2 separate regions of the Homo sapiens genome follow, and region 2 is linked to region 1. A link is an interaction called in ENCODE POLR2A ChIA-PET data of the cell type or tissue named here. Cell type or tissue: OCI-LY7. All regions are shown on one strand.

The links. ChIA-PET counts read pairs that join two places held together with the same protein. Peaks named below come from ENCODE experiments on the same cell type or tissue, not always from the same donor. Only the 100,000 strongest peaks of a DNase experiment are listed, where the experiment ranks them.
Region 2: POLR2A ChIA-PET joins it to region 1 with 16 read pairs; 1 of 35 experiments calls an interaction of 5 or more read pairs at or near these places.

What each region holds. Positions count from the first base shown.
Region 1 is chr1:167,706,401-167,711,400 of GRCh38, reverse strand. RCSD1 (RCSD domain containing 1) reads right to left here. Exons shown (of 7, transcript NM_052862.4): 7 at 2,705-5,000. Among named protein-coding and RNA genes, the nearest start is that of TRP-CGG1-1, 5.8 kb to the left of the region's middle. RefSeq lists an enhancer at 4,054-4,253. In OCI-LY7, no CTCF peak of the experiment used is centred here; a DNase peak (open chromatin) is centred at 2,200.
Region 2 is chr1:167,354,964-167,359,963 of GRCh38, reverse strand. The region is part of intron 2 of POU2F1 (POU class 2 homeobox 1); the gene reads right to left. Among named protein-coding and RNA genes, the nearest start is that of POU2F1, 140 kb to the right of the region's middle. In OCI-LY7, no CTCF peak of the experiment used is centred here; DNase peaks (open chromatin) are centred at 2,453, 2,993, 3,323, 3,773 and 1 weaker place; H3K4me3 peaks cover 3,083 bases; H3K27ac peaks cover 5,000 bases.

The sequences.
Region 1 (5,000 bases):
TGCTGAGCCTTGTTTGCTGCTTGTGGGGTTATGTACTAATGGACTAGAAGGCCATGGCAGTTGTCTTGGTAGGCTTGTGTCACGCACAGCAAGCCTTCCTCCAATTTAAACAGAAACTTGGATCTGACTGAAAATTTGTGTCTTTTTCCAGATTCTAGTCCAATATCCAGCAAAAGCTTCAGCTACATTTTACTAAACATATTTCTATTTGGTTTCCCTCAGTGATCCTTTTTATGAGGTTTAGATCATGTGTCCCTCTGAATTTTGCAGTCCCTTCATTGAATCACTATTAATGAATTCTTGGAATTGCCTCAGCCTCTTCATTTTTCATTCAAAAGGTTTTGCTTGTTTTTAAGTTCTGAGAGTACATGAGGTCAGAGGGGTAATATGAATCTCAGATGTAGATTGTGAAAGAACTGCTCTCCGCTGGGACACCTTCACTTTCACCAAGGAGTCTTATTACCTGTTCATCTTATTACCCTCTGTTTTATACAGACCTAGTTCTGGTCAGATGTTTCTGGTTAACACAAAAGTGTATCATTTTCATGATCAAACTTGTGATTCTTTATGAAGACATGCTCATGAGAGTATGTTACAAAAAAGAAAGAGAAAATTAGATATAGTAAAATCCCAATTTTGCACCAACCAAGAATTAAAACAAAACGTATATAATGCACTAAAAAAAAAGAAGAATATCCATAAAATAGTAACATTAGTTATCCCTAGATAGTGGACTTAAAAATACTTTTTTGTTTGCTTCTTAAAATTTTTTCTTCCCCTCCACCAATTTTCTAAAATAAAGATGCATTGCTTTTACAATGAGAAAAAAATTAGGATAATTAACGTTTTTAAGCCACAAAGAAAACAGGGGTCTTGAAACTGCATTTCTTTGTTCTTGGTAGAATGGAGACACAGAATTAGAAGCAATGTAAAACAGGCCCTTTTGTGCTTCTCCATCCCTTCTGCTTCCAGAGGTGGTCAATAAGCCTGTTTGTATCACTCCTGAGAGGCCAGGTGCAACTGTGATGGGGATGTGCCTGGCACCGTCTAGCATGTGTGGCTTCCTTAGATAGTCAAACAGCAGTGACTAGTATTGGAGGTCCTATTGTTTGAAGAGGCTATTATTTTCTTGGGGGGGAATGAGTATCTGTGTCTTGGCAATATCCATCCTTTGAGTACCAATCATATAATTATTCTAGAATTTTGTTTCTGCATGCTGGTTAAAGTGCAATTCAGTCCACTCATTCTTTAAAACAGAAGCACCTGGTAAGTGTGGTAACTGACTTAGGGGTTTACCCAAGTTAGAGTAACTTTCTCTAATTTCTTTCTTTTCTTTTTTTTTTTTTTTAGAGACACAGTCTCACTCTGTCGCCCAGGCTGGAGTGCAATGGCACAATCTCGGCTCACTGCAACCTCCGCCTCCTAGGTTCAAGCGATTCTCCTGCCTCAGCCCCCGGAGTAGCTGGGATTACAGGTGTGCGGCACCCTGCTCAGCTAATTTTTGTATTTTTAGTAGAGACGGGGTTTCACCGTGTTGGCCAGGCTGGTCTCGAACTCCTGACCTCAGGTGATCCACCCACCTTGGCCTCCCAAAGTGCTGGGATTACAGGTGTGAGCCACTGCACCTGGCCACTTTCTTAAATTTCTATGTAAAACTACATCATGAAGGACTAGAGTCATATTACTTGCAGGAGTACTTGGGGGCGGGAATCCTAGCCTTTTTTTTTTTTTTTTTTTTATTGAGACCGAGTCTCACTCTGTCACCCAGGCTGGAGTACAGTGGCGTGATCTCAGCTCACTGCTGCCTCCACCTCCCGGGTTCAAGCGATTCTCCTGCCTCAGCCTCCCCAGTAGCTGGGATTACAGGCACACCAACAGACTCAGCTAATTTTTGTATTTGTAATAGAGACGGGACTTCACCATCTTGGCTGGTCTTGAACTCCTAGCCTCAAGCTATCCACCTGCTTTGGCCTCCCAAAGTGCTAGGATTACAGGCATGAGCCACCGCGCCTGCCCAGAATCCTAGCCTTTTCTGACCTCTTCCTTCGGCATCCTGCTTCCCTCATAGTGTCTTCCTGGCTGCTCCAGGCGGAGGGTGTTCAGCTCCCATGGAGAAGCCCCACAGCTTTTCAGGATTAGGGGGATGTGTAAGACATCTCTTAGTTCCTGTTTTGGATGTGGGTGGTTTTACTGTTGGCTTCCTTTACCCTCTGAGGCATGTAATACATTCATCATCTCTTCCTCCTCTGAGGAGTCTCAAAGAACCAGTTTCCTGCCCCATTTGACCACAGTGGGACTTTGCTGGAATTCCCACAGCTCTCCTGGGATTTGCGGGCAAAACTGGAATAATGGTCTCTTGTCAGCATCCATAGCCACTGTGATCAGGACATCCAGCACAGGGCTCATGGGGAGCCTGGGTTACCCCAACAAAACTGGGAAGGCAGAAAAGTGTGTCTCCTGACCCTAGAATTTTGTGCACTTTGCTCCTCTTTTGTAACCCCCTCTGGGAAGGGTCTCAAGAAACTTCTCACACCAAGGTGTAAATGACAAAGGAGGCTCCAAATAATGATCTCTCTCAGAAGTATTTGCATATTGAAGGAAGCCAATGATGACATTTCAGGTGTCTGCTGTCAGATAAAAGAGGTGTTAAGCAGGGATGACTGTTGAAAATAATCCCATCTCAGCTCTGAAATCAATTCAGTCATTCATGATTTAACAAATATTTATTGAATACCTACTATGTCTGAGGCACTGTGTACAATGAAGAATAATACAAACACATTGTACTCCCCTAGAGCTACAGGTTAGCTCTGGGCACAGTAATACATTATTACATAAAATAATGAGACTGATTTTCTTGGGTGGCTTATGAAACCTAATCCCATTTTATGTGAGCATTTGGATTTTGTTCAGTGCTCTTGACATCTTCATAAACCACCTGATCATGCATTATATAGAGACATTGTTTATCCTTTTTTCACGTGGTCCATCGAGCAAAAACTTGACTAGAACTAGTTGGGGTCAAACAAAATTTAATTTTGAAGCAAACAATGGGATAGTAATTGGGTGTTTCAGGTTTTGCCCTATGGGAAACAGCTGTTGTTTTTTGCCTGCCAGCATAGCTTCTTTTGGTAACAGCACCCTGATTTCACTTTGGGGAATCTTCTTGCTCACCTTTGCAAGCCTTGTAGAGAAAGTGCAGGATTGACTCACCTAGCTCCTAGCTCCAGGAGAGGGCACGCAGTCTCTGCATCTGCTTGGTTGTAACAGTTGATTCAGGTATAGACACGTGAGTCACACAGGGCCTATGGAAAGCCTCTACAGGACTTTTTCCCCACAGTAATGGTGAAAGAATAAGCCCTTTCACTGGGTTTGCAGGCTGGGAAGAACCTACTTAAGAAAATGACTGGCTGGACGTGGTGGTTCATGCCTGTAATCCCACTTTGGGAGACCGAGGCAGGCAGATCACTAGAGGCCAGGAGTTTGAGACCAGCCTGGCCAACATAGTGAAACCTGGTCTCTACTAAAAAATACAAAAATTAGCTGGGCATGGTGGTGCATACTTGTAATCCGAGCTATTAGGTTGGTGCAAAAGTAACTGCAGTACTTGGGAGGCTGAGGCACGAGAATCGCTTGAATGCAGGAGGCAGAGGTTGCAGTGAACTGTGATTGTGCCACTGCACTCCAGCCTGAGTGACAGCGCGAGACTCTGTCTCATTCAAAAAAAAAGAAGAGAAAAGAAGAGAAAAAAGAGACAGCCTTGGCTGCAACTATTAAGGAAAACTAATTAAATAAGTTTTTAAAAAAGAAAAAAAAAAGAATATGGCCAATACGAGGGAAAGCAGAGACCAATACCATGAGAGATTCCTGACATCACTTGGGTGACTGTATTTAGGTTTGTTTTTTTCAGTTCTATGAGGCTGAAAAAGGGGGAGAGATTCATTGATCTGTATAGTTCTGTTTTTCATCAGCTAGTTTGAGTTGGGTTTCTGTCACCAGCAGCTGGGTGAACTTGTTCATTCAGCTGTACTAAACACATCCCTAATCAAGAAAACCTAATCATAAGATGATGAACTGGTTGCCTTTTCACGCATTTATTTCTTTGACATTTATTTATTGAACATGTAGTTAACTGGTCATAGGACAAAACCTGCATGAAAAACTGGGCATTGTTCAGGGTGATCTCCGTGAGGGGCCTGGAGTTCTGAGGCCACTGAAGCTTACCTAGTTCCACATGCAGCTGAAACAGAATCCTAATCCCCTTTTAAATAGTGGCAGATCCCTTCAAAGCATCCAGGTTTTTTTTCTTGCTCCCTCTCTGGAGTAAGGAAGGACACAGTTTGAAATTCAAGCTAGACTACAAAGATCGTGGAAGAATGACTATGACTATTTCTTTAACTCTGTTGCTGTAGAAGAATCCGTGTTTTCTTTCAAACCCATTATGGAAGCCTGAAAGAAACAAGGTCTTCCTGGCCTGTTAATAACTTTGTGCTACCTAAGACACAGATGAATTTCTTTAATCCCAAATTTAGAAGTTCCAGTATCAACCATGCAAATAAAACACCTGATCATGGTTGCTTTGAGAAAGGAGAGTTTTAAGCAGTGGGGCTGCAGCACCAACAAAAATCAGTCCCTGTACTTCATGAGTTCCCTGCCAAGAGCCCCCTTTATTAATGAACAAGCCCTGGGAATGGGGCCTCTATTTTTTTCACAAAATACACCAAATAATGTGACTAACAGGAGACTTGGGGGATAGAAAGGTATTCTGATGCCCACAAGCATGGTGCCGCAATGTCACATTCTTGTCATTTTTACTGCCCCTCTCTCGTCTGCTACTATGTTTAGACCCTCCAGAAGAAAAATGCAGTTTCATTTTTCATATCTAAACCCCATACTTTCTGTTCCATGCCTTCCTCAAGTAAAGTGGCCCTTTTCATCACACATTCACAATCATGCACATATTCACAAAGTACTTGCCCAGATAGTGCATGTGTATAAAC
Region 2 (5,000 bases), 350 kb after region 1:
CAAACATGAAAAAATGCTCAACATCACTAATCATCAGAAATACAAATCAAAATAACAATGAGATACCATCTCACACTAGGCAGACTATTATTAAAAAGTAAAAAAAAAAAAAACAAACCCACAAATGTTGACAAAGCTGAAAAAAAAAAAACCACGTACACACTGTTGGTAGGAATGCAAATTAGTTCAGTCCCTGTGGAAAGCAGTTTGGCAATTTCTCAAAGAACTAAAAACAGAATTACCATTCAACCTAGCAATCCCATTACTGGATATATACCCAAAGAAAAATAAATCGTTCTACCCAAAAGACACCTGCATTTGCATGTTTATCACAGCACTATTCACAACAGCAGAGACATGGAATCAACCCAAGTGCCCAAAACAGTGGATTAGATAAAGAAAATATGGTACATATGCACCGTGGAATACTATGCAGCCATAAACAGAACAAAATCCATGCAGTAATACGGATGCAGCTGGAGGCCATTTTCCTAAGTGAATTAACACAGGAACAGAAAACCAAATACCACATATTCTCACATTTAAGTGGGAGTTAAACACATAAGACACAAAGACAGAAACAGAAACTAGGGATTCCAAAAGGGGGAAGGGAAGGAGAAGGCAAGGGCTGAAAAACTACCTACGGTACTAGGTTTGCTACTTGGGTGACAGAATCATTAGAATCCCAAACCTCAGCATCAGGCGATATACCCATGTAACAAACCTGTGCATTTACCCCCTACATCTAAAACAAAAATAGTTTTTTTTTTTTTAAAAAAAGTCTAGTGTGTTTCAGGAGCCAGGGATGAGAAAGCTACAAGGATGGAGTGGTTTAATACTATTAAATGGTACAGAGAAGATAAGGATAAGAGCACTGAGAAATAAATAAATCCAAAGAAAATAGAGGGAAAGGTAATAATAAAGGTAAGACCAATAATGAATACCATTAAAAAAAACTTCCACATAATAGAAACACCAACTTGGTTCTTTCAAAAGAATCTTGTCACTTTGTAACGTATAAACTTCTGGTAAGATGGAACAAGAAAATAAGAGAGAAGGAGCAAACAAACAATTTAAGTGTAACAAAAAGGCCTATCAAAAACTGCTGCAGGTCAGGTGCAGTAGCTCAAGCCTGTATCCCAGCACTCTAGACAGGCTGAAGCAGAAGAATTACTTGAGGCCAGGAGTTCAAGACCAGCCTGAGCAGCACAGTCAGAACCTGTCTCAAAAAAAAAAAAAAAAAAAAAGCTGCAGATAATAAAAAGATTAAGAATATATTGTGAAGCGTTTCATGTCAATACAATTAAAACTTAAAAATGAATAACTCTATAGAAAATATAATTTATCAAGACTGACTCAAGAAGAAATAGAAAATCCATAGAGTCCCACAGCATTTAAGGAAACTGAATTAGTAGGTAAGTAAAAATCTTCCCAAGAGAATAAAAAGCCTTGTTGATTTTACCCAAGTGCTTCCAAAAATTCAAGGAACAAATAATTCTAATCCTCCACAAACGTTTCCAGAGAACAACAAAACCAGAAACACTTCTAACTCATTTTATGAGACCAGCATAACCTCGATACCATAACCTGATAAAGTGTGAAAAATATAAATACAAGCCAGTTTCATTCATAAACATATATGAAAAAATACTAAATAATAATAGCAAACCTAATCTACTAATATAAAATATTATGGCTAAGGTAGATCTAGGGAGTCTGAGGCAGGAGAATCACTTGAACCTGGGAAGCAGAGGTTGCAGTGAGCCGAGATCGCGCCACTGCACTCCTGCCTGGGCAACAAGAGCGAAACACCGTCTCAAAAAAAAAAAAAAAAAAAAAAAGAAAAGAAAAAAGATCAATTAGGCCAGATGCGGTGGCTCATGCCTGTAATCCCAGCACTTTGGAAGGTCGAGACAGGCAGATCACGAGGTCAAGAGATCGAGACCATCCTGGCCAACACGGTGAAACCCCATCTCTACTAAAAATACAAAAATTAGCTGGGTGTAGTGATGTGCGCCTGTAGTCCCAGCTATTCAGGAGGCTGAGGCAGGGGGATTGCTTGAACCCAGGAAGCGGAGGTTGCAATGAGCCGAGATAGCGCCATTGCACTCCAGCCTGAAGACAGAGTGAGACTCTGTCTCAAAAAAAAAAAAAAAAAAAAATCAATTAATAAGATTCACCAAGTTCAATAAAGGGCGGGGTGGAATCATATAGAAATCTCAAAAGATGCATAAAACTCTTAGACAAATACAATATCCACTTATGATAAAAATTCTTGGCATAAGGACTGGGTGTGCTGGCTCACACCTGTAATCCTAGCATTTTGGGAGGCTGAGGCAGGTGGATTATTTGAGCTCTGGAGTTTGAGATGAGCCTGGGCAACATGATGAAACCCCATCTCTACCAAAAATACCAAAATCAGCCAGGCGTGATGGTGCACACCTGTAGTCCCAGCAACTTGGGCTGAGAGGGGAAGGACTGCTTGAACCCAGAAGGTTGAGGCCGCAGTGAGCCCACGTCACACCACTACACTCCTGCCTGGGGAACAAAGTGAGACCCCGTCTCACAAAGAAGCGGGGGGGGGTGGGGGGGGGGTGGGGGGGGAGGCGTGGGGGAGGGGGGGCAATCTTGGCATAGGAATACAAGTTTCTTTAACTTGATAAAGAATAAGCATTAAAATAAATAAACATCATAGTTTATGGTGAAAAATTAAAAGCATTTCCTTTAAGATTAAGAAGAAGATAAGGGGGCCAGTTACTGTTACAATAGGTAGACAGGCATGAGCAGGGCAGAGGGCTCTTCCCTTGCCCACTAGGAATGTCGGGTGATGGTCTGGCAGTTTTCATATTGCCTAAGTGATAAATTGGCAGCCGGCTTCAGGGAAAGGCCATTTCCTAATGGTCCACACCTGTTGTGCTAAAGTGTTAATTGAAGGCAGGGACCAGGGAGAAGTAATTTCTTGAGCATGTGCATTAAGAGACAAAATGGCGGAATATGACCTTCTGGGGGCACACCACCAGAAAAGGGAAGAAAACCTCAGATGGGCATGTCTACAACTTCCTAAACACACTGCGCCTGCTCACCTCCCAAGGGTAAGGAGGGCACTACACATGTGGGCAGCCCACCTCAAGGGAAGAATCATGGGAAAGGGGCCAGCCTATAAAGTCCCAGGATCAAGGTTAAACACTGCACTTGACCTCGGTGCCTGCTTGGGACTCTTCTAAGTGTACTTTCCTTTCTTTCCTGTTCTAAAGCCTTTGTAAGTAAACTTCCACCCATGCTCTGAAACTTGCCTTGGTCTCTTCTGCTGCCTTATGCCCCTCAGTCGAATTCTTTCTTCTGAGGAGGCAAGAATTGAAGTTGCTGCAGACCCGTATATATTTGCCGCCAGTGACTCAAATACCTTCTACCGGTAACACATTTGATGCTGTGAAACTTGGATATTTGCCACTGGTAACACTACTACTACTTCTATCATACTCCAAGGCCTATCCAGCAAAACAAGACAAAAAAGAAAACATCTGAGTTGGAAAAAACAAAATAAAACCCTTTGCAGGTGATTTGTGTGTACAGAATGTTCTAAGGAATCTAATAATTTATTATTAGAATAAGAGAGTTTAATGAGGATGCAGCACACAAAATCTACTTTAAAACTGCCTTTGTGGCCAGGCAGGGTGGCTCACGCCTGTAATCCTAGCAGGCGTGAGCCAGGGCGGGCAGATCCCTTGAGCCCAGGAGTAGAGACCAGCCTGGGCAACATGGTGAAACCCCGCCTCTACAAGAAAAAAAAAAAAAAAAAAGAAAAAGAAAAATTAGCTAGGCGTGGTGGGACGTGCCTATAGTCCCAGCTACTTAGTAACAGTATAGTCCCAGTACTAAGTAACATACTTAGGAGGCTGAGGTGGGAGGATCACCTGATCTGAGGGAAGTCGAGGCTGCAGTGAGCCATGATCCTGCCACTGCACTCCAGTGTGGGCAACAAAGTGAGACCCTGTCTCAAAAAATAATAATAATAATAAAATTGTCTTTGTATATTCCAAATGAAAACAATTTTTAAAGATTTTATTTATAAACACTTAAAAGATACAAAGTCCTGAAAATAAATCTATCAAAATACAGCAAGTTCCATAGGCAGAAAATTATAAAACTTTATTTAAAAACAAAGACATGGCTGGGCATGGAGGCTCGCACTTATAATCCCAGAGATTTGAGAGGTGGGAGGATCGCTTAAGGCCAGGAGTTTGACACCAGCTTGAGCAACATAGTGAAAAAAAATAGTAATTAAAAATGTGCAGTTATTATAGTATGCCAGTTGTATAGACAGATGCCAGCTCAATATTGTAAAAATGTCAGTTCTCCCCAAACTGACCTATGGATTCAAAGTAAATTCATATGAAAATCTCAATAAATTATTTTCTCTCTGTCTTTTTTTTGGAGCAGAGGGGTAGAACTTAACAAGTTGATTCTAAAATTTACATAGAATGGCATGGGGCCAAGATGTTCTTTAAAACATGGAGACGTGGATTATCAAGATATTAACATTTAGAGAGCAATAATAATTGAGGCAGTGTGGTATTAGCATAGGGATCAACACATATACCAGTGCAGAGTCTAGAGACAGAGGTACACACACCTATGAACACTTGAAACATGACAGAGGTGAGGAAGGGATGAAAGATGACAGATCAATGAGGAAAGGGTGGAGTTTTTAATAAAGGGGTAGCTGGGTATCTATTTAAAAAACAAAAAACAAAAAACTAGACACATTACACTATACTAAAAAAAAAAAAAGAAAGAAAAATGAAAATTTCAGAAGGATTAAAAGCCAAAATGTGAAATGCAAAACTATAACATTCTTAGAAGATAACATAAAAGAATATCATTCTAACCTTGGGAAAGTGAAGAATTTCTTTATCAAGAACCAAAAGATGAAAACACATAAATTTAACTACTTTAAAATTAAAAGCTCATCAAAGGGCTACATAAAGTGAATTGAAAAA